4 separate regions of the Homo sapiens genome follow, and regions 1, 2 and 3 are each linked to region 4. Evidence: chromatin loops called from intact Hi-C (ENCODE). Cell type or tissue: endothelial cell of umbilical vein. All regions are shown on one strand.

Region 1 (8,000 bases), 330 kb after region 4:
TGGGCCTGCACTCCAGCCTGGGTGACAGAGAGAGACTCCGTCTCAAAAAAAAAAAAAAAAAAAAAAAAAGAATTATTCTAAATCTACTCTGCCTGTATCTAGAAATGGAACAACGAAGCCTGAATGGCAACACATCTGTTTACAACATGGTTTACTGAATATTTTAAACCCACTATTTTACTGCTCAGAAAAAAAAAATCCTTTACAAATATTACTGTTCATTAATAGTGCACCTGGTCACCCAAAAACTCTGATGGAGATTAATGATTTCATGCCTGCTAACACATCCATTCTGCAGACCATGGATCAAGGAGTGATTTCTACTTTCAAGTCTTATCATTTAAAAAACACATTTTGTAATGCTGTGGTGCCATAGATAGTGATTCCTCTGATGGATCTGGGTACAGTACATTGGAAACCTTCTAGAAAGAATTTGCCATTCTAGATACCATTAAGAACATTCATGATTCATGGGAGGAGGTCAAAATATCCAAATTAATAGAAGTTTGGAAGAAGTTGATTCCAATCCTCATGGCTGACTTTGAGAGGCTCAAGACTTCAGTAGAGGAAATAACTGCAGATGTGGTAGAAATAGCAAGAGAACTAGAATTAGAAGTGGCGCCTGAAGATGGAACTGAATTGCTGCAATCTCATGATCTTTGCTCACGGCAACCTCTGCCTCTTAGGTTCCAGTGATTCTCATGCCTCAGCCTCCTGAGTAGCTGGGACTACAGATGTGTGCCAACATGCCTGGCTAACTTTTGTAATTTTAGTAGAGATGGGGTTTCACCATGTTGGCCAGGCTGGTCTCAAACTCCTGGCCTCAAGAAATCCACCCATGCCTCCCAAAGTGGTGAGATTACAGGTGTGAGCCACCACACCTGGCCAATATACCATATATTTTGAACACCACCAGTACAAGAAAATGAGGGTAGAGCCACAGAATATTTGGTGAGGAAGACAGAAGAGCCTTCTTTGTATCCTGGAGAAAACTATGTAACTTACTACTTGGAGTTCCTTCCTACTTTGTGGAGTCATACTGTGGACCTGTTTACCATCAGTATTAACCTTTTTGGGATCATAGAATCAATTGAAAATTTGTTTGAAGATTTGGAACCTCTCCCCTGAAAATTGTTCCATGTATGTATGTATGCATGCATGCTTATATTTATTCTGCTTTCCTTGGAAGCCCCAAATATACTAAAGGTTAACAATAATTGCTCATTAAATTTCTTTTAATATACATTTTTATAAACATCTTAAACTTCTTTAATATACTTATTGAAAAAATATGTATTAATGTAATAAAAAAAGTACATAAAATAAAAATTGATATCACTCTCACCCTACTGGCTCCTACCTACTACACCCCTTTTTCTCAGAGGTCATTTTAACAATTCAGTTTCTATGACTTTCCAAATCCATTTTCTATGAATCATCAAAAACAGAAGTGAGACTATTCTACCATTTACATTTACAAAATTTACTCTGTTGTGGACATTTTTCCACATGATGCCATATTTATCTAGCTCATTCTTTTTAATACAGCCATGACTTGGAAATACTGTGGGTTTGATTCCAGATACCACAATTAAGTAAGCTGCACAAATTTTGGGGTTTCCTAGTGCATATAAAAATTACCTTAGGGCGGCCGGGCATGGTGGCTCACACCTGAAATCCCAGCATTTTGGGAGGCTGAGGCAGGTGGATCACAAGGTCAGGAGATCGAGACCATCCTGGCTAACAAAGTGAAACTCCGTCTCTACTAAAAATACAAAAAATTAGCCGGGCACGGTGGCAAGCGCCTGTAGTCCCAGCTACTCAAGAGGCTGAGGCAGGAGAATGGCGTGAACCCGGGAGGCGGAGCTTGCAGTGAGCCGAGATTGCACCACTGCACTCCAGCCTGGGCGACAGAGCGAGATTCCGTCTCAAAAAATAAAAAAATTATTTTAGGGCTGGGCGCGGTGGCTCACGTCTGTAATCCCAGCACCGTGGGAGGCCGAGGAGGGCGGATCATGAGGTCAGGAGTTCAAGACCAGTCTGGCCAACATAGTGAAACCCTGTCTCTACTAAAAATACAAAAAATTAGATGGGTGTGGTGGTGTGCACCTGTAATCCCAGCTACTCGGTAGGCTGAGGCAGGAGAATCACAGTACCTTAACACTATCCTGTAGTTGCCCAGGCTAGAGTGCAGTGGCACAATCTTGGCTCACTGCAACCACTGCTGTCCAGGCTCAAGTGATCCTCCCACCTCAGCCTCCTGAGTAGCTGGGACTACAGGTGTGCACTACCACACCCAGATCATTTTTGTATTTTTTGTAGAGACAGGGTTTCGCCATGTTGCCCAGCTGGCCTCAGATCGTGAGCTCAAGCACTCCACCCACCTGGGTACTGTAATCCCAAAGTGCTGGGATTACAGGCATGGGCCACTGCGCCTAGCCCAAGCAGCTTCTTTACTTGCGTTCCTCAGAAGATGTTTAAAAGTGAATAATGTGTTATAAACCCCAAATGATATTGGTGATAGTGTGCAGTATTTTCAAAACTTATTTCACTGCAAAGCACTTTTATTATAGCATTGTTTGGAATAATATTATATTTTTTTTTAATTTTTTTTTTTTTAATGACAGGGTCTCCAGGCTGGAGTGCAGTGGCGTGATCTTGACAATTAAGGAGATGGCTTTATTCAGGCTATTGCAATAAGCAGAACACCCTAGGCCCTAATGTCAGAGTGTCTTGGCAGTGTGATTTTCCTTTAGATCTTTTTGTTTGTTTGTTTGTTTTTAGCATAGAAACGGCATCTCACTCTGCCTCCCAGGCTGGTCTGCGGTGGCATGATCCGAGTTCACTGCAGCCTCAAATTCCTGGGCTCAAGCCATCTTCCTGCCTCAGCCTCCTGAGTAGCTCGAATTATAGGTGCATGCCACCACACCTGGCTCTTTTTTTTTTTTGTAGAGACAGGGCCTTGCTATGTTGGCCAGGCTCCTCTTGATCTCATGCCCTCAAACAATCCTGTCATCTCCACCTGCCAAAGCACTGAGATTACAGGCATGAGCCACTGTGCCCAGCCCTTCTTAGACTTTTATAGGAAGTAGTAGACGTGGGGCGATTGCCATTTGGGGTTATTTTGCAATCAGGGGAAGTCCCGGTCAGTTGGCGGAACAGGAAATGTTTATGTCTGTGTTTGGCTAGTTTCAAACAGACAAACTGTTCTAATCTCTGCTAAATCATTTATGAGACCAACAACGGGGTCTTGGAGTGTTCATGACTGACCTTCTCAACAGGTCAGGCAAAAACAAAGGAGTCATCTGAGGGTATTACAGAAGCCAGGAGAAAGAGACACAGAGTCTTATCTACCTCATGTGAGAAAGGGTAGTTCTCTGAGGTAATTCATTCCTGGAACACAAAAGGCGGGGCTAGGGATGGGTTTCAGGAAACAAAAGGGTGAAGGAATTTCTCAGTCATCACTGTTTTTCAGTACAGGGCTCAGGCAATGTTAGAAGCTTCCTGAAAGTTTCACACTATACTTTTGCTTAAAACAAATTGTGACTTGAACATATACATATATATATATATAAATCTGTGAAGGATTCATTAGCCACCATAAGGTCTACGTATCACACAGCAATGTCTACTGTATCATAGAATAAATATAAACTAAATCAGTACTATCATTTATTTAATCTATGGATAATATTTAGTACATAAAACTTTGGGGACACCTGGTAATCACTCTGTGAACTCCCAGGCATCAACACCCTACAGGCTGGAAGTCACTGGCATAATAGAAAGCATCCTTGTTTTAGGAGTCAGCAACCTAGCCCTCAGTAATGAAGAGAACAAACTCCTTTCTTGTTTGTTAAACCACTCTTCTGTTTGTGAAAGTTCTATCTTGTTTAAACCACTCTTATTTAGTTGGGTTTTTCTGAGGGGCGAGGGGGCAAGAGTTGGTTATATGATACTCACCCTTTGTCCTAATTGATACATCTATTAACAAATGATGGCAAATTGATCTAGAGTGAACAGAGTGAAAAGATTTGGAAAATATTTTGGGACCAGAATTGACATTTTGGTTATGCATTAAATATATGGTGTGAGAGATTTGACTCCTAAATTTTTAGCTTTTGCAACAAAGCATGTAGTAGTTTCATTTACTAAGATGGGGGAAGACAAAACTAGTTAAAGGGGAGGAAAATAAATTTTAAATGAATACTATATGGTCAGGTGTGGTGGCTCACGCCTGTAATCCTAGCACTTTGGGAGGCCGAGGCTGGCAGATCACCTGAGGTCAGAAGTTCGAGACCAGCCTGAACAACATGGTGAAACCCCGTCTCTACTAAAAATACAAAAATTAGCCGGGTGGGGCGGTGGGTGCCTGTAATCCCAGCTACTTGGGAGGCTGAGGCGAGAGAATTGCTTGAACCCAGGAGGCAGAGGTAGCAGTGAGCCGAGATTGTGCCACTGCACTCCAGCCTGGGCCACAGAATGAGACTCCATCTCAAAAACAAAAAACAAAAACAAAATGAATGCTATAATAAATTTACTTAAAAACCTCACCTAATTTATGGCAATCTTGATGATTATGTATATTTCAATCAATAGATTTTAGAAGTTAGCAAAGCTTACAGAAGTATATACCCAAAGGAAGAAAAATCATTCTACCATAAAGACACATGCTCATATATGGTCATCACAGCACTATTAACAATAGCAAAGACATGAATCAGCCTAAATGCCCATCAATGATAGACTGGATAAAGAAAGTGTGGTACATATATGTCACAGAATACTATGAAGCCATAAAAAAAGAATAAGGTCATGTACTTTGCAGCAACATAGATGAAGATGGAGGCCATCATCCTCAGTGAATTAACGCGGGAACAGAAAACCAAATATCACATGTTCTCACTTATAAGTGGGAACTAAGCATTGAGTACATATGGACCCAAAGAAGAGAACAAAAGACACATGTGCCTACTTGAGGATGGATAGTGGAGTTGGGTGAGGATTGAAAAACGACCTATTGGGTACTATGCTTACTATCCAAGTGATGAAATAATCTGTACACCAACCCCCCATGACACACAACTTACTGGTATAACAAACCTGCACATGTACCCCAAACCTAAAATAAATAAAAGTTTAAAAAACATTTCTAATCCCACCATTAGAAAAATAAAGTATAAGGCGGGGCGCAGTGGCTCATGCCTGTAATCCCAGCACTTTGGGAGGCTGAGGCAGGAGGATCATGAGGTCAGGAGACTGAGACCATCCTGGCTAACATGGTGAAACCCCGTCTATCCTAGAAATACAAAAAATTAGCCAGGCATGGTGTTACGCGCCTGTATTCCCAGCTACTCGGGAGGCTGAGGTGAAGAATCGCTTGAACACGGGAGGAGTAGGTTGCAGTGAGCCTAGATCACACCACTGCACTCCAGCCTGGGCAACAGAGTAAGACTCTGTCTCAAAAAAAGAAATAAATAAATTTTAAAAATAAGAAAAAGAAAGTATAATATAAATTGGTTCCTTTTTAAAAAGGCTTTTATAAATAAAAACTCTTCCTATTTTCTTAAATGAGAAGACTTGTGATGTTAAAGAAACAATAAAATAAAAATCCCTGACCAGGCATGGTGGCTCACGCCTGTAGTCCCAGCACTTTGGGAGGCCAAGGCAGGCAGATCACGAGATCAGGAGTTCGAGACCAGCTTGGCCAACATGGTGAAACCCCGTCTCTACTAAAGATACAAAAAATTAGCTGGGCACGATGGCACGCACCTGTAATCCCAGCTACTCGTAAGACTGAGGCAGGAGAATCGCTTGAACCCAGGAGGCAGAAGTTGCAGTGAGCCGAGATCATGCCATTGTATGCCAGCCTGGGTGACAGGGCGAGACTCCATCTCAAAAAAAAAAAAAAGAAAAAAAATCCCCAAGTAAATCTAATAAATGTAATACAATACTTTTCAAAGTCTCAAAAATATGTTTCATGGAAACTTTTTCCTGCTATGTATAGAAAACCATATATTATCATGATAATTAAAACTATGTAGCATTGGCATAGAAATAGTTATATAGCTTGATAGAACAAAATAGAGTTCAGAAACAAAGTAATATATGTGGGAATTTAATTTATGATAAAGGTGACGTTTTACCATAGAGGGAAAAGTATAGTGGTGTATTTAATAAATATTCTTGATATAATTATCTATACATGGAAGTGAGCAAAAGTCAATTTCTACTTCATGCCATACAAGATACATTTCTAAAAGCTAAATATAAAAGTCAAATCCAATTATTGAAAAAAGATTTTTAAGAAAATTTGTATAGTGAAGAGCTTCCACAATAATCACAAAACTCGTAAGTCAACTCAGATTTGACTAAAAAATTTAAACTTCTATAGAGTATAAAACAAAATTAAGAGAGATGCAACACATAAGAAGGAAATACATGCCACATAAATATATAACAGGCAAAATCCTACTATCCAGAACATCAAAAGAGCTTCTGCAAAGCAATAAGAAAAAGACAAAGATCAGATCATGGAAGAAAAAAAATACGAAATGCCAATAAATACATCAAAGATTCTCAACTCTCTAATCATCACTGGAAATAAAAACTAAAACAATAAAAAATTTTAATTAAAGAATAAAAAAGATTAATAATATCTAACGTCTAAGAGGACTTGCAAAAGTGGTGTTTTCATACACCTTGGTGTATTCTAAATGGGTAAAAATCCTTTTCAGGTAAGTGACTTTGATAATATCTATCATTAATTTAAATGTGCATCTCTGATACAGCCATTCCATTTGTCAGAATCCATCATTATCATTCAGCTGGAATTTTATAAATTTCATTAATCTTCTGAAAAGATGCTTTTTAAATTTCATTAATCCTTTCAATTTTTTTTCTACTTTATAAATTTGAATATTTTCCTTCTACTTGTTTTGGATTTGATTTGCTCTTCCTTTTTAGCTTTTTAAGTTGGAAGGTTAGGTTTTTGGTTTTAGATTCTTTTCACCAAATATAAGCATTTAAATCTAGAAATTTTAAAGCATTTCAAAAGTTTAATATGTTGTGCATTGATTATCATTCAGTTCCAAATATTTTCTAATTTCATTTATGATTTGTTTTCTTTGGTTTATGCACAATTTAGAAGTGTGATACTTAATGTCCAAATAATTTTGCATTTTCTAGCTATCTTTTTGTTGTTGAGTTTCGGTTTTATTCTACCATTGTCTGAGAACATACATTGCATATTTCCACAGACTTGTTTTATGTCCTGGCATATAATCTATCTTAGTGAATTTTCCACTTGTAAAAAAAATTGTGTTGTTTTCTGTAGTGTTCTGTACATGTTTATTATATCAAGTTAAATGATAGGATTGTTCATGTCACGTATATTGCTACTGAGTTTTTCTCTAATTGTTATATCAATTACTAAGAAAGTAGTGTTTAACTTTCCAACTAAACTTGTGTATTTGTCTATTTCTCCTTTTAGTTTTATCAGCTGTTACTTCATTTATTTTGAAACTACAGTCAAGCACAGCATAACAATGTTTTGGTTAGCAACAGACAGCATATATGATGGTGGTCCCGTAAGTTTATAATACCATGTTTTTACTATACCTTTTAATGTTCACATATGTTTAGTTGCACAGATACTTGCCATTGTGTTACAGTTGCCTGCGTATTCAGTGCAGTAACACGTTATACATTTTGCAGCCTAGGAGCAATGGGCTATACCATATAACCTAGGTGTGTAGTAGGCTGTATCATCTATGTTTGTGTAAGCACATTCTGTGATGTTTGCACAACTACAAAATTGCCAAGTGATGCATTTCTGAGAACTTATCTCCATCATTAAGCAATGCATAATGATTAGGTATAGTCACACTTATGATTGTTAAATCTTGCTGATGTATTGACCATTTTTTCATTATAAAATGTCTTTTTAAGATCTCTGTTAATATTCCTTTTCCAGAAGTCTACTTTGTCAAATACTAATA
Region 2 (8,000 bases), 230 kb after region 4:
CCAAGGCAATGAGTGCAGCTCTAATTCTTTTTTTTCAAAATGGCATCATATTCTTTGACACATATATGCCATAATCTATAACTATTCAATGATGATTGGGCATTTACTTTGTTTATACTTATAATTCCATATCTATTGTTTTTCTACTAACACTATGGTATTTTATGCCAACGAAAATGTACCTTTTTTTTTTTTTTGAGATAGGATCTCGCTGTCACCCAGGCTAGAGTGTAGTGCTGTAATCATGGCTCCCTGCAGCCTCAACCTCCTGGGCTCAAGTGATCCTCCCACCTCAACCTCTCAAGTAGCTGGGACTACAGTTGTGTTCCACCACACCCAGGTACTAACTTTTAAACAGTCAAATACTCCTAGCTTTTAAACTTCTAGGTTTCCAATCCTAGATGAGAAAGACCTTCCCTAATCCTACATTCATATATATCCTGATTGCCTTCAAAAATTTTTGTTTTTCTTTTTTACATTTATGTATTTTTATGTATTTGGAAATATTTTCACATGTGATATAAGGGTCTGATACAATCACATAGTCTCTATAGATGAGGAAAATATTTTGAAGACGTTTAAATCAGCAGTGTTACAAAACAGTTTAAATTGACTGATTCAAGTTTCCTTATTAAATTTTTTGCAATAAGGTAAAAAAATGTGAATAGGTATTATCTATCCATCGTATTTATAAACTGTTGGCTAATTCACCCTAGCAAGCATCTCTCCTCAATTTAAAAATCTGGCTAAGTCAAGGAAGCATGTTCTCATTAATTAAAAGTCATAAGGCCTAGGCAAGACTATACTGATATAATAATTACAATATTTGACTGCAATTCAATACACATACATAAAACAACTATAATGAGTAAAAAAGTTTTAGGTTAAATTCAAACTGTTTTCAGGAGATAGTGCCTAACTGTGCTACATGACATTCTCCATACAAGTCTTCCAATGTAACTGTTACTGTTACATGAAGGACAGACAATCCAATTCTTTGGCTAAAAATGGATGTTTGTAATCAAATTTTCCACGGTTATTAGGACTCGAGACTGTTCTAACACTCAAATGTGGCAGATAAGTCCAAGGTAGTAGGTTGCTTCTAATATTCTCTATATTACAATCTTTTTCATTACATTTCTGCCTCTGCTCATAAAGTAGAATTCTTAATCCTAGTGGCATACTTTACTTCAACATTGTGAAATATTTTAAGTATAACCTGGCTGGGTTTTTGGCTTCCAGGTTCTTCTACTTTTCCAGAAGGATCCTTGAACACTGTCATGCCAGCCAAAGCCCAAGAAAAAACATCCTCTATAATACAGTAGAAGAGAGAGGCACTAAACTGGTCAGTGTCAGTCAGGATTCTTCAGTTTGAAAGATAACAGCTGTTCCCTTCCACACCAGCATAATAAATAAAGAATTCTATGCCCTGGTGTTTTTTTTTTTTTTCCTTTTTGAAACATCACTTTTGATCTCCTTACAATTTATTATCAGCGATGGCATTTTTGCCTGCAGCAGTTTTTCAGCCAACTCCTGACGTGTGTGCATCCACGCAGATCTCTGCTCAATCCCTAAAGTCCCTTTTAGAATTGCAGCAGCATGCATACTCCCCACCACACAAAATACGACACGCATACAGGTGGTTATTTCTTGTGCTGGGTTTCATCTTCAGTACAGGTTAAAAACTCTCAAGGGCACAGCCTTCCTTATCTGCCTCTCAAATTTCCTTTCAAGCATCCTGCACAGTACATTGGTAAAATCCCGGATGATACATAAATCCTCACTGATTGATTTATAACACACACTTACAGATTGTAAATCCTGCTAAGGAAAGGGTCCTGTCTCGTTGTCTTTGTAATCCCGGCAATCTGCTAGCTCCTCAGCTCATGGAGCTCACTCATTTTTTAACCTAATAAGCATTTTGAACATTATTAATTTGCAACATTGGACAAGAGGCTTAAGAACTTTATAGTGACATAATCCTAAGGATATGTCCTTTTCACTAAACACTTTGCTTGTTTGTTTTAAATCAAGAAGACAAATTTCTTCAGAAAACAGTGTCTTTAATTAAGAATTTAATGCTAATAATGATAGCTTGTCACACTCTTCCACATAAAGCTCACCCTAGTAAAAATATTGTAAACAAGAGTGTTCTAATTAAAATAAACAAAGATCCCTCTTTGATCTGGGAATTAAAATAATAAGTACTAAAAACAGCGAAGTACACCAAAATATGGTAACAACTGACATTTTTGCCTAGCTTCATAAATGTATCACTTTTTAAAGAAATTAACTTTTTTCTGTTCAAAATATTTTATTTTCTGTAGTATTACAGAATTTCTAAGCTTTCTAAGGGGATATTTTCAAAGAAGCAGTTGCCGTAAATGTTAAAGAAAATCAAAATTAAAACCCAGTAAACAAAAGCTTTCACTTAAACATCAAACTTATCATGCAGAGAGGAGAAGGGAAGTATTCACAAAAGGAAATATAATATTAAAAAGCTATGTTCTCACTGGTAAAAGACAAGAATTGATGCTATATGAGACTTTAGTAGGGCTGAAGTCTAAATCTATGAAGGCCATTATCTCAGAATCTAATAAAAGTTGTGCTAAAACAAAAATGTTCCCCTAAGACCTAAGCCACTGGTTATCAAACCAGACCAGAGGGAGGCAAAGGAGGGAGGAGAGAAAGAAAAGAAAAAAGAGAAGAGAAGAGAGAAAAGAAAAGAGAAGAGAAAGAGAAAAAAAAGAAAAAAGAGAAGAAAAGAAAAAAGAAAAGGAAAGGAAAGGAAAAGGGAAAGGGAAAGAGAGAAAGAGAAAGAAAAGAAAAAACGTGGGGGAAGAAGGAAGGAAAGGAGGGAGGGAGGGAGGGGAGGGGAGGGAAGGGCAGGGCAGTAGAGTAGAGAGGAGGCAAGTGAATAAGGGAGGGGGAGAAGGGAGGGAGGAAGGAAAAGAAGAAGGAAGTAAGACAAACCTGTTAGGAATGTTAATTCTTAAATCCTATCCCAGACCCACTGAATCCAAAATGCTGGGCTAGGGCCCTCCAGGTAATTCTGATGCATGCTAAATTTGAGAACCACTGGCCTATAGCACATGAACAAAATGAACATATCCAGAAGTGAGGACAGAATATAAAATAAATTTTGCTATAAGTTAAAGCTCATAAAAAAGTGAACATCCTAATCAAGACAAATATTACATTGATGGAATAATAAAGATTAAAATATAATAAATTACACCTTAATGTCTATTTTTGGGGGTAACACCTTATTGAAATATAACTCACATGCCATAAAATTAATACATTTAAATTGTACAATTAATGGTTTTAGTATATCACAGAGTTGTGCAACCATCATGACCAATTTTAGAATATTTTCATCATCCTAAAAAGAAACCCTACACTTTGGTAAGTCTCCCCTATTGCCCTAGTCTCCAGCATCTACTAATATATTCTGTATCTCTACAGATGTGCCTGTTCTGGACATTTCATATGAATGGAACCATAATATGTTCTTCTGTGTCTGCATTCCTTCATTTAACTTAATATTTTCAAGGTTCAGCAATGTCACAGCATGTATCAATACATCATTCCTTTTTCTGACCAAGTAATTTTCTATTATATGAATGGAACATATTCTTTAGCCATTGTTTTTTCCATTCATCCACCCATTACTGGACGTTTGGGTTGTTTCTACCTTTGGGCTATTATAAGTAACACAGCTATGAACATTTGAGTACAAGTTTTGTTTGGACATATATCTTCATTTCTCTTGGGTACATACCTAGGAGTGGAAATAGCTGGGTCAAATGGTAACTCTATTTTTAACAATTTGAGGAATTGCCAGACTGTTTTCCAAATTTATTGCACAATGTTGCATTCCCACGAGCGGTATATGAGGGTTCTGCTTTCTCCATATCCACCCCAACACTTGCTAGTATCTGAATTTTTTACTCTAGCCATCTTAGAGGGTGTGAGGTGGTATCTCATTTGGGTTTTGATTTGCATTTCCCTGATGACTAATGATGTCAGGCATCTTTTCATGTGCATGTTGGCCATTTGTATATCTTCCCTGGAATAAGTCTATTCAGATCCCTTGTTCGTTTCTAAATTGGATCATTTTTCTTATTATTGAGCTGTAAGAATTCTTTATATGTTCTAGATATAAGTCTTTTATCAGATATAAGATTGGCAAATATGATTGGCAAATATTTCTTCCCATTCTCTGGGTTTCCTTTCACTTTCTTGATAGCAATCTTTGAAACACAAAATGTTTACTTTTTAAAAAATATGAAAAAAAGCCAAATTAAAAAAAAACAAAGAAAAAGATACAACAAAAACAAACCAAAAAAAACAAAAACAAAAAACAAAAAATACAGAAAAAAGTTTACTTTTTTAATGTTTCCTGAAAAATACTGGTTTTCAATTCACTATACAATGCTAAGTGTAATTTTTCATTAAGATGCTGGATATTAACATATAGAAACTTACGGGTTTTGCGGTGGACAGTTTATTGGAAACACTGTTCATGTTACAGAGCTATGGCATACAACCACCACTTGGTGGCAGTTAACTGCCAAAAGAGTATTACGAATAAGTTACCTGAATGTAAAAGTCAATGGTTCTGTGACAATCTTGCCATTATCTATATTAATTAATCACTTCCACTGCATGGATAATCAGAAATACAGAGAAACACAAAATAAAGAGTCCATCTGCTTTCCACGGAAACACTTTAAAAATACTGTATACACTACAAGGATAATTTCCCTTGAGATACAACATGCAGAGAGCTCCCATGCTATAAGGGACTCAAGGAAGCAATGCAATGATATTCTGGAAAAAAAAAAAAAACTGGTTGTAGAAGTCTTTAAATTTTAGAAGAAAAGTAAACATTGAAGAAAAAAAAAACTTGTTTATGTGCTCACCGAAAAAAAGGAGGGGGGGATCAAATTGAAGTAGCCAGTAGACATCAGACCAATTTTCCTCAAATGGAAAACGTAGAACATGAAGTCACAGTAAATAAATGGGCATAAGCAGGCAGACAGGCAGGCTGCCAGACACACAGAAAGAAGTGCGGGCAGGCAGAAAAACAGAAATGTACAAGTAACAGAGATTACAAGAGCTAGGAATGCTGATCTCATGGAGGTAGTGAGTAGAAGGATAGTAACCAGAGGCTGGGAAGGCTATGGCACAGGCAGATGAAGAGAGGCTGGTTAATGGGTACAAACATAAAGTTAGATAGAAAGAATAAGTTTTAGTATTCAATAGCACAGTAGTGTAACTACAGTTAACAATAATATATATTTCAAAACAGAAGATCTGAAGTGTTCCCAACACAGAGAAATGATACATGTTTGAGACAATGGATATGCTAAATACTCTGATTGGATCATGACACACTGTAGGCATATATCAAATATCACATGTACCACATAAACATGTACAACTAATATGCATCAATTTAAATATTTTCTTTAGAAAGAGATTCTCTTCTTCAACACAATCTCCAACGGCGCACAACATGCAAGGTGCTATACGAAGCACCAACATAAAGAGAGAGAAGCCAAAGACTTTATGCTCAGTCTACCTGTGAAGACACACATATATGAGTAAGGATGGGAAAGAAATTTCAAATATAAATTGTAAACACTTCTTAAAGCCTAAGGAAGCTGGATGTCACGCTCTAGGAAATGTTTACACCTGCAAAGCTTCTGAACTGAGAGAACAAGAACATAGACAAATGAATCTAAAAGGTAACGTGCAGCATAAATGTAACTGGAAAATAATCAGAAGCAGACAACTCAGAGAACAGCTGAAATAGGACAGAATTAGCATCAAGAAGAGATTAGTTTAGGTAGGAAGTAAAAATGGATGAGAACAATATGAAAACACTGTAAAGAAAAACTTGACAATAGTTGATCATACCCATAAGGATGAAAAAAAAATAAGGAAGTCGTGGGTTAAAAATAGCTCCACAGAGTGAGCCTTAGTGAATAAAAAAGGAGGTAAGTCCACCGAAGTTCTGATTTTAAGACAAAGATGTGGTTTCAAATGTGTCAGGTAAGAGACTTACATAGAAATATCCAGTAGAGGCCAGGCATGGTGGCTCATGCCTGTATTCCCAGCACTTTGGGAGGCTGAGCAGGAGGATCACTTGAGGTCAGGAGTTCAAGACCAGCCTGGCCAACATGGTGAAACCCTGTCTCTACTAAAAATACAAAAATTAGCCGGGCGTGGTGGTGCACACCTGTAGTCCCAGCTACTCAGGAGGCTGAGGCAAGAGAATCATGTGAACCTGGGAGGCAGAGGCTGCAGTGAGCCAAGATCGCGCCACTGCCCTCCAGCCTGGGTAACAGTGTGAAGCTCCATCTCAAAAAAAGAAAAAAGAAATATGCGGTAGAGAGCATATTTCAGGCTAAGAATAATAGAGTTAATATCAGTTTAGCAATTTGAAAACAAATAAATCTTAATCCAATATTCAAAGTAAACAGCCAAAACAATTCTATTAAATGTAGTCCCCTATGGAAAACTTCCGTACTGTTTTAATTAAAATTACCTATTGCTATTCTCCAGGCACAGTTATAAAGCAAAACTTAGATGGGCTTGTAGGGTGGGAGGGAGAGAGGGGATACAGAGTTAAAAAGTACCAGTTTATATATGGAATATAGGTAGCAAAAGGAATTGGAAGCAGACAAAAGCTGAAGGGAAAAATAAATGTAGCCTCAATTTCTGACATTAATGTGGCCATTTAAAAGCTTAATTATTGCTTATAATCTATGTCTGTGCTGTATTAATAAATTTAAATCTCATGAAATATAAATCTTCACTTTTTTTTTTTTTTTTGAGACAGTCTTGTCCCTTCACCCAAGCTGGAGTGCAATGGCGCAATCTCAGCTCACTGCGACCTCTACCTCCTAGGTTCTAGCATAAATCTTCACTTTATTTGCTACTATATAATGCTTATCTCCAAAAGCTCAAAAGAACATTATTGCCTTTACCTTTATAAAATTTATATAGGAAAGACTCCATTTCCTGAGAAAATAAAGTTAGGAGAAATTTAGTTTTTTCCAAAATTAGAAAATGGTCCTTAATTTATCTGGATTTGGAATTGTTGTTGTTGTTGTTTTGGCATATTGAAAGATACCTGTATTTTACAATATTCCACATAGTTAGATAACAGACTTAAATAAATACTTTAAATTAAATACTCATAAAGAATACTATTCTTTCCAATTCTTTAATTTCCTTCAGTTGTTATATTTTTAACATAATAGTTATTAGTGTATTTTTAAAAGAAAGTTTCAAATAGCTAGCTTAAACATTAAAAATACCATCTTCATCTATTACATTATCTAAGGTGCTAACATTTTAATCATTCCAAATAACACTGATAGTAGATAAAATGTGCAAAAAAATCATACAAACTTTGAAGAAATTAATCAAAAACAACCCATTCCATAAGTTAAAAAAATAAAAACACATCTGTTTACCAATGCTTTAAGAAGACAAAATAGTGATAAGTATGTTGATTATTTTGGAGAAATGTTTTCTCTCACTTTTTGTTACGGCACCAAAACTGAAAAGAAAATGGGCTATTTGGTGAGTTCAAATAAAGATAATGGCGGCACCCAATTAAGTAATCAAGTATAACAACCACCTAATTTTATGTAACAACACAGTAGTCAGATACCATCCAAAGACTGTCTTAACACAGTCACACTGGAGGAGATCATATACACACACACACACACATAAATACACACGAGATGACATTAAGACAGGATTACTTTTGGCTGGAGGAAGAAATGGGTGAAGCTTGGTGAAGGGAAAAAACAGAAATGAGCAACCTGAGTGTGTAAACATTTTGCAGAATCCAAGTGGCTTCTTTTACCTCCATTGATCATCTGTCATTTCTGGAGAACCAAATACTACTAGGCACAAAGTATCTCAACTGGCACTCTTCCAGAGAGTAAAAGTGTGACCTGATTAGAAATTAG
Region 3 (8,000 bases), 270 kb after region 4:
AGTTACCCATAAAACTAAATGTGTGCACATGCACATAAACTAAACCATCACAATTTCGGAGTGTTCTAAATTTCTTTCCACTTAATCTTTAAAACTTTCTATGTCAATATTGCACAACAGAAGCACAATATTGCTTCTAACGATACTATACTCTGTATGAACAGAAACACAATCTTAAAACAGATGGGCAGATGAACGGACAGATACATAGAGACAGAAAGAACAAGGTATAACACACTTACTATCAGCATCCCTCACTTAATGAAGTATATGATCCAATTCTAAATCAGCTAGAAACTGAATTTTATTTCTTCTCATGATATTCATTATAAGTTAGACAATGAATCTAAAGAAAATGAAACACTCCCACACTTGCAGGGCCAGTTAATAATAAAAAACACTTATAATTGCAAATCCCTGGAAGGTTTCCATCTAAACTGCACTCCTCTACCATTCTTCCACTCACACCCACACCTGGAAATGATCTCGGCCAACAAAAGGGAACATACAAAGTTTTCACACATTATGAGACACATATCCATAATTTTATGAATAAACAATGTGGCTAATCAACTCTCTACTTACAATTCCCTTACTTTATATGTAGATTATTTTTAATATTACAGGAATGGATTATGTAATCTGCTGGGTTCCCAAATCCTTTGTCAGGTCCTCCATCTTTCAGTTGTCTAGCATCTATGAGGACTTTGCTGCTCATTAGTACATCTACCAAAGGCAATGAAGGAAAGGAAAACAAACAGAAACAAATCTTTCATTTTGTTCAAGTGAGTTCTTACATCTTTTTTAGATGTATCATCAATTTAAAAGTGAAAATATTTACACATTTTAACATCTCTGATGCGCATTCTAGAATACATTTAGAATGCATTTTAGAGTCAATGAGATCTTAGCACAGTGTGGGTGTAATTGGCAATTGTTGTTACTTTCTTAGTGGTACATAAAACAATGACGTATCTTATAATTAATGGCATCAAGGATGCAATTTAAACCAGTATTTAAGCTATACTTATTATTTTTATTATTTTACACCAATATCATGAATATTTGTGAGTTGTAATGAGGTTTATAAATAAATCAAAATTTGTGGAATTAAGATACTAGGATAAAAGATATCAAATATTAACAAAGAATAATCAACATGTTCTCTGCTTTTCTAACAAAAGCTAATGTTTATAATATTTAAAAACCATGATTTCCTTATAATGTCATGAAAAAGCAAATGATATTGTTATTAATGCTTTGGATCCAATGAAGAACACAGGCCCAAAAATAGTGTGAAGAACAACAGACTGAAGAAAACACCCAATGTGCCAAACGCAATGAGATCACAGGGAAGGGGAAGCTGTCCCAGGGGAATGGGGAAGGAGTCATAGAAGAGTCATTCTAGCAGTACTGGAGGCTGAGTTACAGTGCCCTATGTGGAGGAGGTAGGATAGTCCCGGAGAAAACACCATATGCAAAGAGTCAAAACGCATGAAAAGTGGCCAATACTGTGAATGGGGAAAAAGAGGTAATGACAGCAGAAAACCTAGGAGAGAGGTGGTGGCCACACAGTAAAATATATTTTAGGCCATTTTAAGTAATGATCACCAGCTCCCTCTCCCCATCAATTTCAGCTGGAAGACTCAAATAAATGATTTTTTTTAAATCTCCATTTTGATATGGCTATTACTGGCCTTATTGCTTAGAGCAATGTCAAGGTGCTACATATAGCCCTAACATTGTCAATGTCTTCTTTAGATTTGACACACTAGAATTAAAATGAAATCACTCTTAACATTATTTTTGCTAATCAACTCATGTTCTCCCACATTATGATTCAGGAGCTAAGGCTTCTAAAATTACAGACTTCTCAAAGAAGCTAAAAAGAACTTGTGAATAAGATTATGAATGAAATCTAAGAAGACACGTTAAATCTGCTCCCAAGTATAAAAGCCAAAGAATTTATCCATTAGCATCTGAATAATAAGTGCCAACACAGCAAGCTGTCATCTGAAACTCTTGGCAGTTCCTTCCTTTGAGCCCTGATGAAGCAGGAGCCATAAGGTATGGATGTGTAAGGAGATAATTAGAATTCTCATTTCCCCCAGGTATTGTCAGCCCCAAGAGAATAACAAGGTGTTATTATTTTATTACACAGTAAGTTCTACTGTTACATAAACTGTATAACTTCTTACACAAGATTATTATGTATCAAGTACTGATCTCATTCCACTAAGAAAGAAGCTCAACTGTGAGCTGAATTTTTATCTCCTATTCACTGGGTATCCCTAGTACCTAACACAGAGAAGCTCAGTAAATATCCAGTAAATACAAGTAAAAAGAAAAAAAAATAGAAATCAAAGTATCATATATGCACTCTTTCATTTAAGCCCTACAAATTATGGGGAAAATCCTATTACTTTTCCTATTTGCCAAAGGAAGAACTAAGGCTTGAGAAGGAAAATAATTGACCAGAGGTCACCAGTGGCATAACAAAGCCAGACTACTTTAAGCCAGTCTCCTGCTTAACCTCTAGGCTGCCCCTTTCCTATCTACGTGGATTTCCTTGATGACTACACTTAATGCAAATCTCAAGAGGTCTGTAGCATTAGGTTTAGAGAAAACTCAGGAAAGGCTAAGTGAAAGATTCTCAGTAACCCATTAGCAAACTGAGTTTCCAGCAGATTAACACACTACCTATGAATCTTTAAAGTAGAAAATAGAAAATTAGAGGAATCTTAAGGGCAGCAGAATATACCACTCCAAAGTATGTCACAATGTTCAATGACTGTTTTGAGCTAAAGGCAATTGAGAAGAAACAGATACACAAAAAGCTCTCCGCTTTCTCCCTATTTGCCTAAAAGCCAGACATAAATTTATAAAGGTGCCCCTCTTCCCTTCTCTATCAGAAAGGACAAGTAAATCACCAGAGATGACTTCTGACCCTTATCAGTCTAGAGAGGGCGCCAGAGAAACCTCTGTCCAAAGTACACTAACTGCCATTACTTTGTTTACCATTAGTCTCCCCTATATTTATACCTCCCCAGAATGTGTACCCCTAAACACTCAAGGTTCTTTTCCATTATCATGTCCCCCTGTAAACATTCATCATTTTTGGGGGAAGATGCTATATAAGCCATAGTTCTAAGCCACCTCTTTTGAGAGTTACTCTTTCCTTGAGTTTTCTCCCTTATAAGATATACACAAGTTAATGAATCTTTTTCTCTCTTGTTAGTCTGTCTTTTGTTACAAAGGTCCCAGCTAAGAACTCAGAAGGGTAGAGGGAAGATTATTTTCCTCCCCTAAGAACCTCAGAGATAAAGGACAATTTTGGTGGAAAATGCGGTTATTGGAGTATCTTAAATTTTTCTGATTACTAATTTGTTTCTATTTCTACCCTATTATTTTCCTTCTATTAATCTTTTAAAAGCATTTCCCAAATTATATCCAATAACTACATTATTTGGATTTTTCAAAGTAATATTTCATTTCATTAAATCTAAACCAGAGGTTACGAGAGAATGTTTCAAGTAATAATTTTCCACACAACTAGGCCATGACTGCCACCTGGCTGACAGTGATTGCAAGGTGCCATCCAATTGTAGGAAGCTTAAAATATGACAGAAAAATGTGTCTCTAAGAATCCATGGAAAAAGAGAAAGAGCAAGAGAGTATCTCAAGAACAGAAGCATCGTGCTTCTTTTTAAGAGCCTTACAAAAAATGGAGTACTAAGTAGAAGCTCAATAAATATCAATTGAAAACAATTATTGGTTTGCTTTGAAATTCTGCATATGTAGATGACTTCCCTTTTAAAAAAATATTTAATCTATAATATCTAAGGTAAAAAATGTTCAACAGAAAAGTATATCTTTTTAATATTTTTCCATATAAACTGGAAAAAACGAGTCATTTCTAAACTCTTAGATGTGTTGACATTTTATGAGAGACTGTATATTTAAATTAAAAAATAAATAAATAAAATGGAAAGAATGCACAGCAGATAAAGATTACTTCACACAAACATATGACTTAGTGCTTGGGAACCCCTACAAATGCCGAAAGGTTTCAATGGAAAACAAAAAAATAATTTTACTTGCATAGGCTATGGAGCAGGCCCTCACTGTTGGTAATTGTAATTACTGTAGTTAATTTACATACTATTATAATTTATATACTATTTAGTTAATTTCATATTATAGTTAATTTATATACTATTCTATACCATGTGCATGACAAATTAATCTTCATGCACACTTTATCAATATAAATCAACAATAAACAAAACACATCAATATAAAGCTTGATGTCCAACTTGATTTTCTTCAAACGTGTGTGTTTGTATTTGCATCAAACAAAAATAAGGTAGAGCTATAAGAACTTTAAGTTGTCAAAACAAAGTAAAAATGGTCTCTAGTAAGAAAGCAAATACTTTAAAAGGCTGATATAGTGCTAAGGTTATACATGCAAGGACTTTCTCCTTTTTCTGTACAACTTTTGACAGAGGGAGGAGCAAAGAGAATAGTAGAATAAGAATCAAGCATATGAGAAAACAAAAAAGTTTGCGGTCAGAAATTTCAGCAAGGGCACTGACTTAAAAAAACTGGAGAATTATCTACAAAAGATTTTGATAAAACTATATATAACACAAGCTCAAATGGATCTGAATAAATTTTGGGGAATATACCATATAAGGAGGAGTAGGATTAGACACCTTGTGATTAGGCTGAATGGCAAGTGACATGTCAATTATGGAACAGGAAGAAAAACTATCCACAGGCCCATCTCTGGATTAAATATACTCTTTCTTAGTACCATGGGGCAGGGCAGGGCAGGGAGAGAAAGCGGAGAAACAGAACTTGATAAACACCTGTTTTAGGGGCCAAAAAGCAATATAAAAGAAATCACAGCCGGGTGCACTGGCTCATGCCTGTAATCCCAGAACTTTGGGAGGCCGAGGCAGGCGGATTACCTGAAGTCGGGAGTTTGAGACCAGCCTGACCAACATGGAAAAACCCCATCTCTACTAAACATACAAAATTAGCCGGGCCTGGTGGTGCATGCCTGTAATCCCAGCTACTTGGGAGGCTGAGGCAGGAGAATCGCTTAAACCCGGAGGGTGGAGGGTGCAGTGAGCTGAGATTGCACCACTGCACTCCAGCCTGGGCAAAAAGAGCGAAATTCTATCTTAAAAAGAAAAGAAAAGAAAAGAAAAGAAATCACAGACCTAGTCCTTATCTTTGGCTACCAAATGGGAAAATCTCACAAGTCCAAATGGACTGAGTCTAACCACGAAATAATATCACGGATTCAGCCATTACAACTCTCTAGAATTTTCTCATTTCTTCTCCATTAAAGAGCAAAGAGTAGACACAGATGTAAAACTGGACCTGAGTTCCAGTTCTGCCAGTAGTTGAACCTCTGCTCTGTAAGAGCTGTATGACAGATCTGTCTGCAGGACTCAACAAATAAGAAACGTTCAGTATACAACTGTAGCTTTTTAAAAGTCAGTCCTCAATTTTCTCATAGACTTCAATTTTCTCATCCATCTGTTTATTCAACATGTTTTAGCATGCTTGGCATTTTTATGAGCTCGGCATAAGGGCACTGAAAATAGAAATATTCTACCTGCCCTCCAACAGCCCAGAGTTTCGTGGGAGACAGACCATTAACACAAGGTTGTGGAAGAGAAATAAAGGCGTAAGAATAAACCTCAAACTGGCATAGCTTCAGCGCCAAAGTCATTTAGCCAATCTATCCCAAAACTGTTCATAAAAATTGGTATTAATCTAATGAGATAAATAACTCCTACCCATTTCTCAATGTATAACTACCACCAACCATTTTTAATAAATTAGAATATCTGCATAAAATTAATTATAAAATTGATTCACTCTGTCTTTATTTAAAAGGATTACAGACAAGGGGAAAATGCCATATACCTGTATCACAGCCAGAATCTTTTTTAGATAATTTCTCAAATACCCCACTGTTAGCAATAAAAATTCATGGGTCTTATAAAATGTATTAATTTCTAATCATGAGGCCTGTATTTGAGATTTTCTTAATGGAAGAATCTGTATGGATATAGAGTTAGCTCCTTTATGACTTAGCTCCTTAATTAGTAGAGGGGAAAGAAGGCTCTTTTGCACTAAGAGGAACCACCTACATGGCTTCAACTTGGTTGTGTTCTCCAGAGAATGTTTCTGAGTTACTGCTTTTTTTTTTATGAGACGAAGTCTTGCTCTTGTCCCCCAGGCTGGAGTGCAATGGCACGATCTCGGCTCACTGCAACTTCTGCCTCCCGGGTTCAAGCGATTCTCCTGCCTCAGCCTCCTGAGTAGCTGGGATTACAGGTACCTGCCACCACACCCGGCTAATTTTTGTATTTTTAGTAGAGACAGGGTTTCACCATGTTGGCCAGGCTGGTCTCAAACTCCTGACCTCAGGTGATCCACCCACCTCGGTCTCCCAAAGTGCTGGGATTACAGGCGTGAGCCACCACGCCCAGCAAGTCACTGATTTCTTAGGAACATTATGAGTAATCTCCTGGAAAAAAAAAAAGTTCATGTACACCAAATGTACATACAAATGTAAGAAGTAACTTTTTCTTTAAGAAATATATATGTATTAGCACCTGCATTGCTATAAAGAAATACCTGAGACTGGGTAATTTATAAAGAAAAGAGGTTTCATTGGCTCAAATTCTACGGCTGTACAGGAAGTATGGTGGCATCTGCTTGGCTTCTAGGGAGGCCTCAGGAAACTTAACAATCGTGGCAGAAGGAGAAGGGAAAGCCAGCACTTTACACGGCCAGAGCAGGAAGAAGTGGCAGGGAAGGTGCCACACACTTTTAAATGACCAGATCTCAGAACTTACTATCAGGAGAACAGCACCAAGGGGGAAATCTGCCCCCATGATCCAGTCACCTCCCACCAGGCTTCACCTTCAACACTGGGGATTACAATTCCACTTGGGATTTCGCCAGGGACACAGATCCAAACCGTATAAATATACTTAGTGCCCATTTTTCCCTCTCAAACAATTCAGGTGTGCCAGAGCAATGCAAGTGCAGGTGTGCGTGTGTGTGTGTACGTGTGTTGAAGGGTGAGGAGGGAGCCACCCAGGCCCACAGTGAGGTGTCAGAGCCAATCAAGGGTGAAGGGGGTGGGGTTGGCTGACCATGGGATGTCAGAGCTCCAGTGGGAGCGGGAAGAAAATGTCACTCTCATTAAGCCATCATGGGGATTAAGTCATATGGACAGTTTAGCGCAATGTCTAGCATAGAGTATGTAAACCCATGGGGTAGGAACTTTTTACCCGTTTTGTTCAACACTGTAGTCTCCGTGCCTAGGTAACTACTACCTTATCAACGTTCAATCATATTTGACAAACTGGTAAGTTTCAGTGTTAACTCTCCACTCAATAATTGGAATTACGATAAGGTAAAAGGAGTTAGAGAAGACCAAAAAGGCACAGTGAGTAAAAAAGGAAAACAGCAGGGACTCCCCCTAGAGCAAAGAGGAGCTGACTTCACAGGGAACTCTTCTATACACTGTTGTGGTGTCTTCTACCTCCGAGTATGTAGTAAGAAGCATTAAATGCCTGTACTTCCCTGTCCCATAAGAGCCGGAGGGGATCACCCAGATGAGGAAGAGTGATATATAAAGTGCTAGTTGAAAATATAGATTGTTTCTCAACCCTTCTCCCTACCTGTGGTCCAAGAGAAGCAAAATAGAATCCCAGGAGAAGGGTAATCACAATCTTGAATAAGGACTTAAAGGCAGCAGGGGTAGTAAAGAGAAGCAACATCTCAATACAACCAACGGCCACATCTGGCCAGTGAAAAAGACTAACAGGAGTTGGAGGCTTACAGTGAATGCTGATCACCTGAATTCAGTTGTTGCTGCTAGAGTCCCAGCTATTCTAGCCACTGCAACTGTAACTGAAACCACTGCACAGGCTGCTGGCACTAAGTCTGAGGTCCTGGGCATTACC
Region 4 (8,000 bases):
CTTGAAAACTTTGGTCGAGACAAAGTACTATTTTCGGTTCACTATCTCCTCCCCTTTCTCAGCCCACACTCAGATCTGTTCTTTCCCTACAACGGGTGCTGAAACCTCTGTACTCCTCAGTCCTGTTATATATGAAGCAGCATAAAAATTGCCTTCACTGGGGTGTATGACAGGCCTATCTTTAGCCTGTAATAATATGATAATTAGGTTCCAGGATATTTTAAGTGGAAGGAGAAGGTGGGTTGCTCAGTTGCCAGGATGCTCATTCCTGCTTCCGCATGTAGATCTATATTCTCCCTCCTGCCTGGAATGTTCGTTTTCCATCTCTCTCACTTGCCTCTTTCACTTTTTCGCCTATTTATCTTAGACAATTGCTAAGGCTCAACTCAAAGGCCTTCCCAGAGCATGACCGTGATTTCTCCTATACTTATACTTCTTGCTACCTATTTTCTGAAATACATACATAACTGTATTTTGCTACATACTGTCTTCTTCATCTATGTAGATCTTATGTCTTCCAAGTGACTATGATGCTCTTCAGATCAAACAGGATGCATGAGCACTGTGCTTGCTAGGCTTACAGGGATGAGTAATATTTATATTGATGTTTCTTAGAACTTGCAATTTTATTTGACAGGGAAAGATGATCTCTCATGCCTTCAATGTTCAGCAATTGGATGTTTTTAGACTGTTGCAAAACTAAATAATGAACAAGTAATGTTAAAGCCAATTAAAATGGAGCTCAAATGCCTATGTGTAAGATCTAACTTGAATCAATTTACTGTTGTGTATTTTAGTTTTTTTTTTTTTTTTTTTTTTTTTTTTTTTTTTTTTTTGAGACAGTCTTCGCTCTGTCGCCCAGACTGGAGTGAGGTGGTGCGATCTCGGCTCACTGCAAGCTCCACCTCCCAGGTTCACGCCACTCTCCTGCCTCAGTCTCCTGAGTAGCTGGGACTACAGGCGCCCGCCACCATGCTCGGCTAATTTTTTTGTATTTTTAGTAGAGATGGGGTTTCACCGTGTTAGCCAAGATGGTCTTGATCTCCTGACCTCATGATCCGCCCGTCTTGGCTTTCCAAAGTGCTGGGATTACAGGCATGAGCCACCGCACCCAGCCTCAAATTAGTTTTTATGAACATTATCTTTACAGACTTTAAAATGCTTTGACCATGGGTATGTTATAAAACTAGAAGCCATTTAAAGATATTTTATATAGTAAAAATGGGTTAATACACTCATCAGCAGTTATGCATGATTATCTAAAGGAGTAATGGGATTTATGGTACATCAATTCTATAAATATATCCAACTGTTTATACAGCATTTCTTAGAGGTAACATGCAAAATGAAATATGCAGAAAAGAACTTGAAAAAATACCCCTTGTTCACATATTTTGAGATGCGACATTAGAGTTATTTATTCATAAGAATTTCATAATACATTAGTAAGCATGCCGCAGGATATTTTGGAAAAGTAATGAAGGCTTAATAATGCAAAATTTTTCTCCAGCCTTCTTTTCTAAGAAACAAATGAGGTGAGACTTTCATTTAAGGCTAAGACTTTAGCTCTTCCTGTTCATAATCTCATTTATCACTTCGTCCTGTGCATTTGTATATCTGCTTGTTCTTTTATGAATCTGCTCCCGCTCCTCTGCTAGACTCTAAGCCCTCTAGAGACAGATCCAGGATTTGACCCCTTTTTGCAAGGCCTAGTGGCAGAGTGTCCATTGTAAAGTACTTGCACATGATAAGAGGAATAAAAGCTTGCCAGACAGACAAGGGGAAAGGAATGAGAATGAATGTGAATGATGATCTAGTTAGCACCTACTGTCTACTCAAGACTGTGCCACTATGCTACCTTGGCATTTGATCAAACTTATTAATCCGCACAGCTACGTTTACCCAAAATCTTCATGCAACATTTACTGAAAGCATCTTCACTCCTTGGCAGTTTTCTCCGCATGTCCCCAGGGAAACTCATAAACAGATGAGGACATTAAATATACATGTGGTACTGTGAGTTCTGGATTGTAATGGTCGGGGTAGGAGTACAAGGGAGAAAGGCTCTTTGAAAAAGCGAGGAGCTGGCCTTAGCGAGAGCATATTGGCAGGTAGAGGAGCAGAAATATCAGCAGGAAGGTGGGAACAATTTGGGAGGTGCTGGAGTCTGAAGGCAGTTTGCTGTTGCTGGACTGAAAAGGGCAAGGCACAAAATAGTGAGGAATGAGTATTTAACAACAGACCATGTCCTAAAGGACTTGATGACCTAGTAAATGGGCTTGAGCTTCGTCTTCTGGGTAGGCAATGAGCATCCATCAGCTATTTAGGGAGGAGAGTAACAAGATGTTTTGGATAGTTTACTCTGGCGTCACTCCCTGGTTAAAACCCTTAGATGATTCCCTAATGCTCTTCGAATAAAACACACACCTCCTGCGATGGCCTACCAGTTTTCCCTCCTGCCTACCTTTTTCTCTCATATCCACACCAAATTCAGCCACTATTCCCTGTCCTAGGTCTCTTTACTGGTCTTCAGAAGCGCCAAGGCCTTTGCATTTTACATTTGTTCCCCCTCTGCCCAGATTCCCTTTCCTCAGCTCTTCTTGCGGTGGGTTCTTTCTCATTCTGTAGATCTTACCTCTTCAAAGGGATCTTTCACAGAAACATTATTAATGGGACCTTCCTCCATTATTCTATGTGTTTTGAATTTGCTAATTTACTCTATAGCACTTATCATACTGTCTATCTTGATAGTTACACTTTTGTTATACTTGGTATATTATCACTTCCCTCCCAGAATGTCATAGGAGCCCTTGAATTCTTGAATTTGATTTATCACAGGCACGTTAGCACAGTGGTACCTGGTACATGGACACCACTTAAATAAATGTCTGTGTGTGTGTGTGTGTGTGTGTGTGTGTGTGTGTGTGTGAATATATGAATATAATGAATATACTTAGAAGGTGAGTTAGAGGAAGACGCCCAGTGGTAGGGTCAGAATTTGCATCTAAGGCTTATCTGACTCTAAATTTCACCTTTATCCACTATCCAAAATATTCCTCTTTGTTTTAGAGTAAATATATATTCCATTCATTCATATTGTGAAGCAAATGCTATAGATGATGACTCAGCCTACAGACACTGTTCTCAAGACAAAACCAAATATAAAATAAGTAAAAATGCATTTAACTTGCCTAAGAGATACTTTTGTGCTATGAAAGCATATATCTATCTATAGAACTATTATAACACAAAGAATGTTTTAATTCTTACATGGTTAATTAGCAAATCTGGGGAAAGATACGGTGTTTCCCCATTTATTTCTCAGAAAAGCCTTAAGAAAGACAATAGAGAAATAACCTCCGTGCAAAAAAAGCTATTTTTATAATATGTCAAAGCACATTAATATCCTCTACAGCATTTTAGCACCAAAATTAACAAGTGGAATTTCTTAAATAAAATTAAAGTCTGTCTTATACAAACTTAGGCTGGTTTTCTTTTGCTTCCTTTTTATATTGCTTCATATAGTATTTGTACCCTACCTTGGGAAATATATGCAAAATTCTCTAAAATAAATTTGATATACTAAAATGATCTTAATTTACTACATACGTCTAGATCCTTTTATTCTATTTTTTTAAGTCAGGTAATACTCTATACCATAAGCTAAATAATATACAGCAATTAAAATATTATGTATTTCCCTTAAGACAAAGAAATATATCCAGTCAGAAATAACTTCCTATCAGGAATAATGGGTGAGGATAATATTAAAGGTGTAACTTCCATTTTGAATTCAATTCAATTTCAACCCCTTTTTAATGATATAAGTTCTCAAATATTATAATAGCATGCTTCAGGATCATCTGAGATTCTTAATAAACATGAACACTGGCAGGCCCCAACCTATGTGATGTGGCGCTCAGATATATACATTTTAAAAGTACTTCAGGAAATTATGGGGGGAAATGGGGGTGATGTTTTACATTTTCTAAATTTCTGGAGCTCTACCAAAAGAAAAAAAAAGATTCTTGGGAAGATACCTAAATTTTATAGTACCTATAGTTTATAGCACTTTTCCATCCATTATTTCACGTAATTTTCAGTACAACAGTAATATAGGAAGAAGAGGTATAGGTGTGCCCATTTTAAAAATACAAACCAAAATTCAACTGACTATCTTTCCACATTTGTTCTACTTACTAGCAAAGTACAGTTATATTTATTCAGTCAAATAACAAATATTTGAAGACCTGCTTTTGTGCCAGGCATTGTTCTAAATACTTGGAATAAATCAGTGAACAAAATAGATAAAAATCTTTCCCTCATGGTGATTATGTTCTGGCAGTTGGAGACAGATATGAGCAGTAGAGATAATAAATACATAAATAATGAAACTAATATTCATTCCAATACGATCTATTCAAGGTAACCAGAAAGTCATCTTACACAGATTATCAAACAAATTTTTGAAACAAATGGGCTATCCAGTTCATCAATTTAATAGGAAACACAACACTCCTTTGCCTTAGGAGTCTAGGTAATAGAGCCTTAAGTACAGCAACAGCATTTTGCAAATATGCAACCATTTTTCTATGTAGCAACAAAGCCTTACTGTATGTACACAGCTAATTCTAAACACATACACATCTTATTTCCCTTGTGGCTACATTATCTGAAGTGCAGAAGAGAAACAGAATCCACATTATCCAATCTATTCTGTAGATGGCACTGCAGGTCCAACAGTGGGCTTGGCTCATAAGTCTTGCTATCACTGTCGGGCTCAGATAAGTGTCACATTGAACTGCAGGAAAACCACATTCATTCTAAAAGCAGAAATCACTTTGCAATGGCAACCGTCTTATACAATTGCAGGACACAACTCCAATTTGTAATTTATTTGAAATTTTTCTTATAATGTATTAGGTCCCACAAAGGCTGAACTGGTGAAATCATTCTGTTTATCTTGTAGCATCTATTTTAGTTTATTGCCAGGAATAGAATAATGTCTGTTCCCTAAAGTGGAAAAATGTTTCATTGATAAACCTATACATTATAAATCATTCCTGTGGGCTCTAGGTCTGACTAAACCAAAGGCATGCTTTTTATGGCATTTGAGTTTCACTTCCTACCCCAGGAAGTTAAGTAATATTCTGCAGGGAGGCAGATTAATGTCCGCTGAAGGTAAAGGATGAAGGGATAAAGTCAGAGGTACTGCACCACAGTTGGACTCTAATGCCAAGGAGGGTGAGCCTCTCATCTTGAGCCAGAGCAAGAGCTGCTGGAAGTCAGCTGAAGTATCTAAGAAAGAGAAAAGTCAGGCTTTGGGTCCTGAAACCCAGACTTCTATTTTATCTTGTATTGACTGATGGATTGATTAACCTTTCTGCAGGGGTCACTAATGGCGAACGTAATGCAACTATAGAAGAAGGAACAAAACAATTCAAACTATGCCATAGGAATTGGACTAGTATCTTTTCCCATACACTTGAATTACACTTATTTTTTTTTTTTCTGGCAAAAAACAAGTTCTAGCCCAGAAAACAAGTCATGGTTGATCAGACATTCAATCGCATATTCATCAGACTGGCTTTTCTTTACAGGTACATCCTGAAACATATATAGTTGGGACGGCAATTCTAAGCAGTTTATTATCATGGCAAGTCGAGTGTCAAGTTGAAGTTTCTCAATTAAAAAAAAAAAATTCTAGCCAGGCACGGTGGCTCATGCCTGTAATCCCAGCACTTTGGGAGGCCAAGGTGGATGGACCACTTGAGATCAGGAGTTCCAGACCTGCCTGGGCAACATGGTGAAATCCCATCTCTACCAAAAATACAAAACAATTAGCTAGGCATAGTGGCTCATGCTTGTGGTCCCAGCTACTCAGGAGGCTGAGGTGAGAGGATCGCTTAAGCCTGGGAGGCAGAGGTTGCAGTGAGTTGAGATGGCTCCACGTCACTCCAAGCTGGGTGACAGACTGAGACTCCATCTCAGAAAAAAAAAAAAAAAATCTTAGATAGCTGAGAAAACCCAGTCCTCCTACAGTCCTCACCCTCTTGGCTGTTTCTGCTCTGTGTGAAACTGTGCCATGCAGGCTGTACTGAGCTCTTGCAGCTGATGAACACTGGGTCGCCCAGGCCAAGGCAATAGCTACTGCCATGGCTACTCTCTCTTGCCTTTTGTCTGAGTCAGTTACTTTAAGAGACTGACAGGAGAAGATGAGGTGTTCTCTTTCTCTCCCTTCCTTAGCGTGTGTTGCTTCAAGCAGTCACTCATATTTCCCACTCATATGGCCAACTGAACCTTAGTGACTTTTACCAAGAGTGTGGAATAATACAGAGACAGATGCTTCAGATCCAGACGCAGTCTGAGGGTGCTAGAATGATGAGAAAGCCAGGTGGCAATCTGGGCACACAGAGAAAGAAAGGATGTAATACATCAGTCCTGACCCACAGTTCCTCAGCTCACCACAATTATTTTATTTTTCAATTATCGAGGAATTGAGGTACTGAAAGGAATCTGACAAAGACCCAGGGCTCTTAGAGTCCTGGGGGGCAACAGCATGGATCAGAAAACCAACAGACTGTCAATGCAATGCCATTACTCTTCTTTTTCTATAGCTCAGGTTTCAGTGCACGGCTGAGTGGTTTGCCTTAAAGAAGTCACAAAATTTACTACAAGGTCAATGCATCATTTGGCATAATAATTTCAGTAACTCTAATATCACACATGATGTATTTTAATTGAGAAAAAATCAAAATGACAACTTTTTAGTGAGGCCCTGATTCAGCACTCATTGTTCTGTGCATTCACAGTTGGCGGTTACCAAGGGGGGGAGCTGTCCAAGAGGATTCTGCTCTCTGCCCTCCAGCTAAAAACAATCCTATAGGCTACTGGTACAAATTAACTTAGACCTCAAGCATATCAATTATTATTTGTCTCAATTCGTGTCTTTTGTAGGCAATTATTTGTCTTCATGCTTCCAAGGATTCTGTTAATCCACGTTGTAACACAATTCTCAGAAAAAAGAAAACTTACCTACAGGACATAGGAAGTTATGCAGAAAATAATTACAAATGTAATCTGGATGTAGAAAGAAAAAAAAGGAAGCAGGAAGCCAAAACATAAATTCTAATCTGTAATTTAAAAAAGGAATACCCTTAATATGACAGCATAGTGAACTTAGAACTAAATAATCATGATTTTTAAAAGTCACGAGACACCAAAATTAGATTGGGGGAGGAGGAACTTACGGATTTTTTGAGGGTGGGGTGGGGAATGTTGTACCACTAAACAGCTATTTGTTTTCTGCAGTGAAAATCATGTGATGGTATATAATCTATTTTGTTTCCAAGAAAACAAGTGAATAGTTAATTACTCTAGACAGAAACATAATTGCATGCACATGCAATCACAGAAAACAGCTCATCTACTTGCCACTCCTTGGCTAATAATAATTTAGTGATGGGCATGTAAGTTATTATGGTCTTTATTTATTTATATTTTGCTAGGGCTGTGGCTCCCTTCCTGGACACTAGCCATTTTGCTCTGTCACAGTCATAAGGAAGGGGTTACATATGACATGTCCTCTGGCTAAAAGCTGTAGTGTGGGTTACTAAAGAAATATTAAGAGCTCCATGTAAAGAATAGGTTTCTTTTACCACTGCAGTTAATTGACATAAACAAATGTTTCCTTTCAACAGAACTTGTCCATTTTCAGTCCCATGTTCTATGCTCCAGTGCTTTTCCAGACTTTGAGACGGTATTGCCTCTCAAATCACAAACATGTTATAAGGCCAGGGGTCATAAAACATATATACGATGAACGGGACCACCTAGACTGTTGTTCAAGAATCCATTTGTGAATTCTTAGGGAATTACTGGGTTCTGTGGAGTGATATGAAGATATTAAACGCTCAGGATTACTAAGAGATCCTGTTACACGAAAACAGAATGATTTCATTTTTGTGGCCCACCTTACTCTGCCAGTTGCACCTATGTAG

What was found. A loop is a pair of places that touch in the nucleus more often than their neighbours do. Peaks named below come from ENCODE experiments on the same cell type or tissue, not always from the same donor. Only the 100,000 strongest peaks of a DNase experiment are listed, where the experiment ranks them.
Region 1: it touches region 4 in a loop (2.5-fold over the local background); 8 of 110 quality-filtered maps call a loop at or near these places.
Region 2: it touches region 4 in a loop (1.8-fold over the local background); 5 of 110 quality-filtered maps call a loop at or near these places.
Region 3: it touches region 4 in a loop (11-fold over the local background); 5 of 110 quality-filtered maps call a loop at or near these places.

The regions. Positions count from the first base shown.
Region 1 is chr7:144,839,371-144,847,370 of GRCh38, forward strand. No RefSeq gene overlaps it. Among named protein-coding and RNA genes, the nearest start is that of TPK1, 7.3 kb to the left of the region's middle. In endothelial cell of umbilical vein, no CTCF peak of the experiment used is centred here; a DNase peak (open chromatin) is centred at 3,311; H3K27ac peaks cover 1,417 bases.
Region 2 is chr7:144,734,345-144,742,344 of GRCh38, forward strand. All of the region lies in intron 3 of TPK1 (thiamin pyrophosphokinase 1), which reads right to left. Among named protein-coding and RNA genes, the nearest start is that of TPK1, 98 kb to the right of the region's middle. In endothelial cell of umbilical vein, a CTCF peak has its summit at 4,526 (motif pointing right); a DNase peak (open chromatin) is centred at 4,587.
Region 3 is chr7:144,783,754-144,791,753 of GRCh38, forward strand. All of the region lies in intron 2 of TPK1 (thiamin pyrophosphokinase 1), which reads right to left. Among named protein-coding and RNA genes, the nearest start is that of TPK1, 48 kb to the right of the region's middle. In endothelial cell of umbilical vein, no CTCF peak of the experiment used is centred here; no DNase peak of the experiment used is centred here.
Region 4 is chr7:144,508,797-144,516,796 of GRCh38, forward strand. All of the region lies in intron 8 of TPK1 (thiamin pyrophosphokinase 1), which reads right to left. Among named protein-coding and RNA genes, the nearest start is that of NOBOX, 110 kb to the left of the region's middle. RefSeq lists silencers at 140-189, 4,540-4,834. In endothelial cell of umbilical vein, no CTCF peak of the experiment used is centred here; a DNase peak (open chromatin) is centred at 4,735.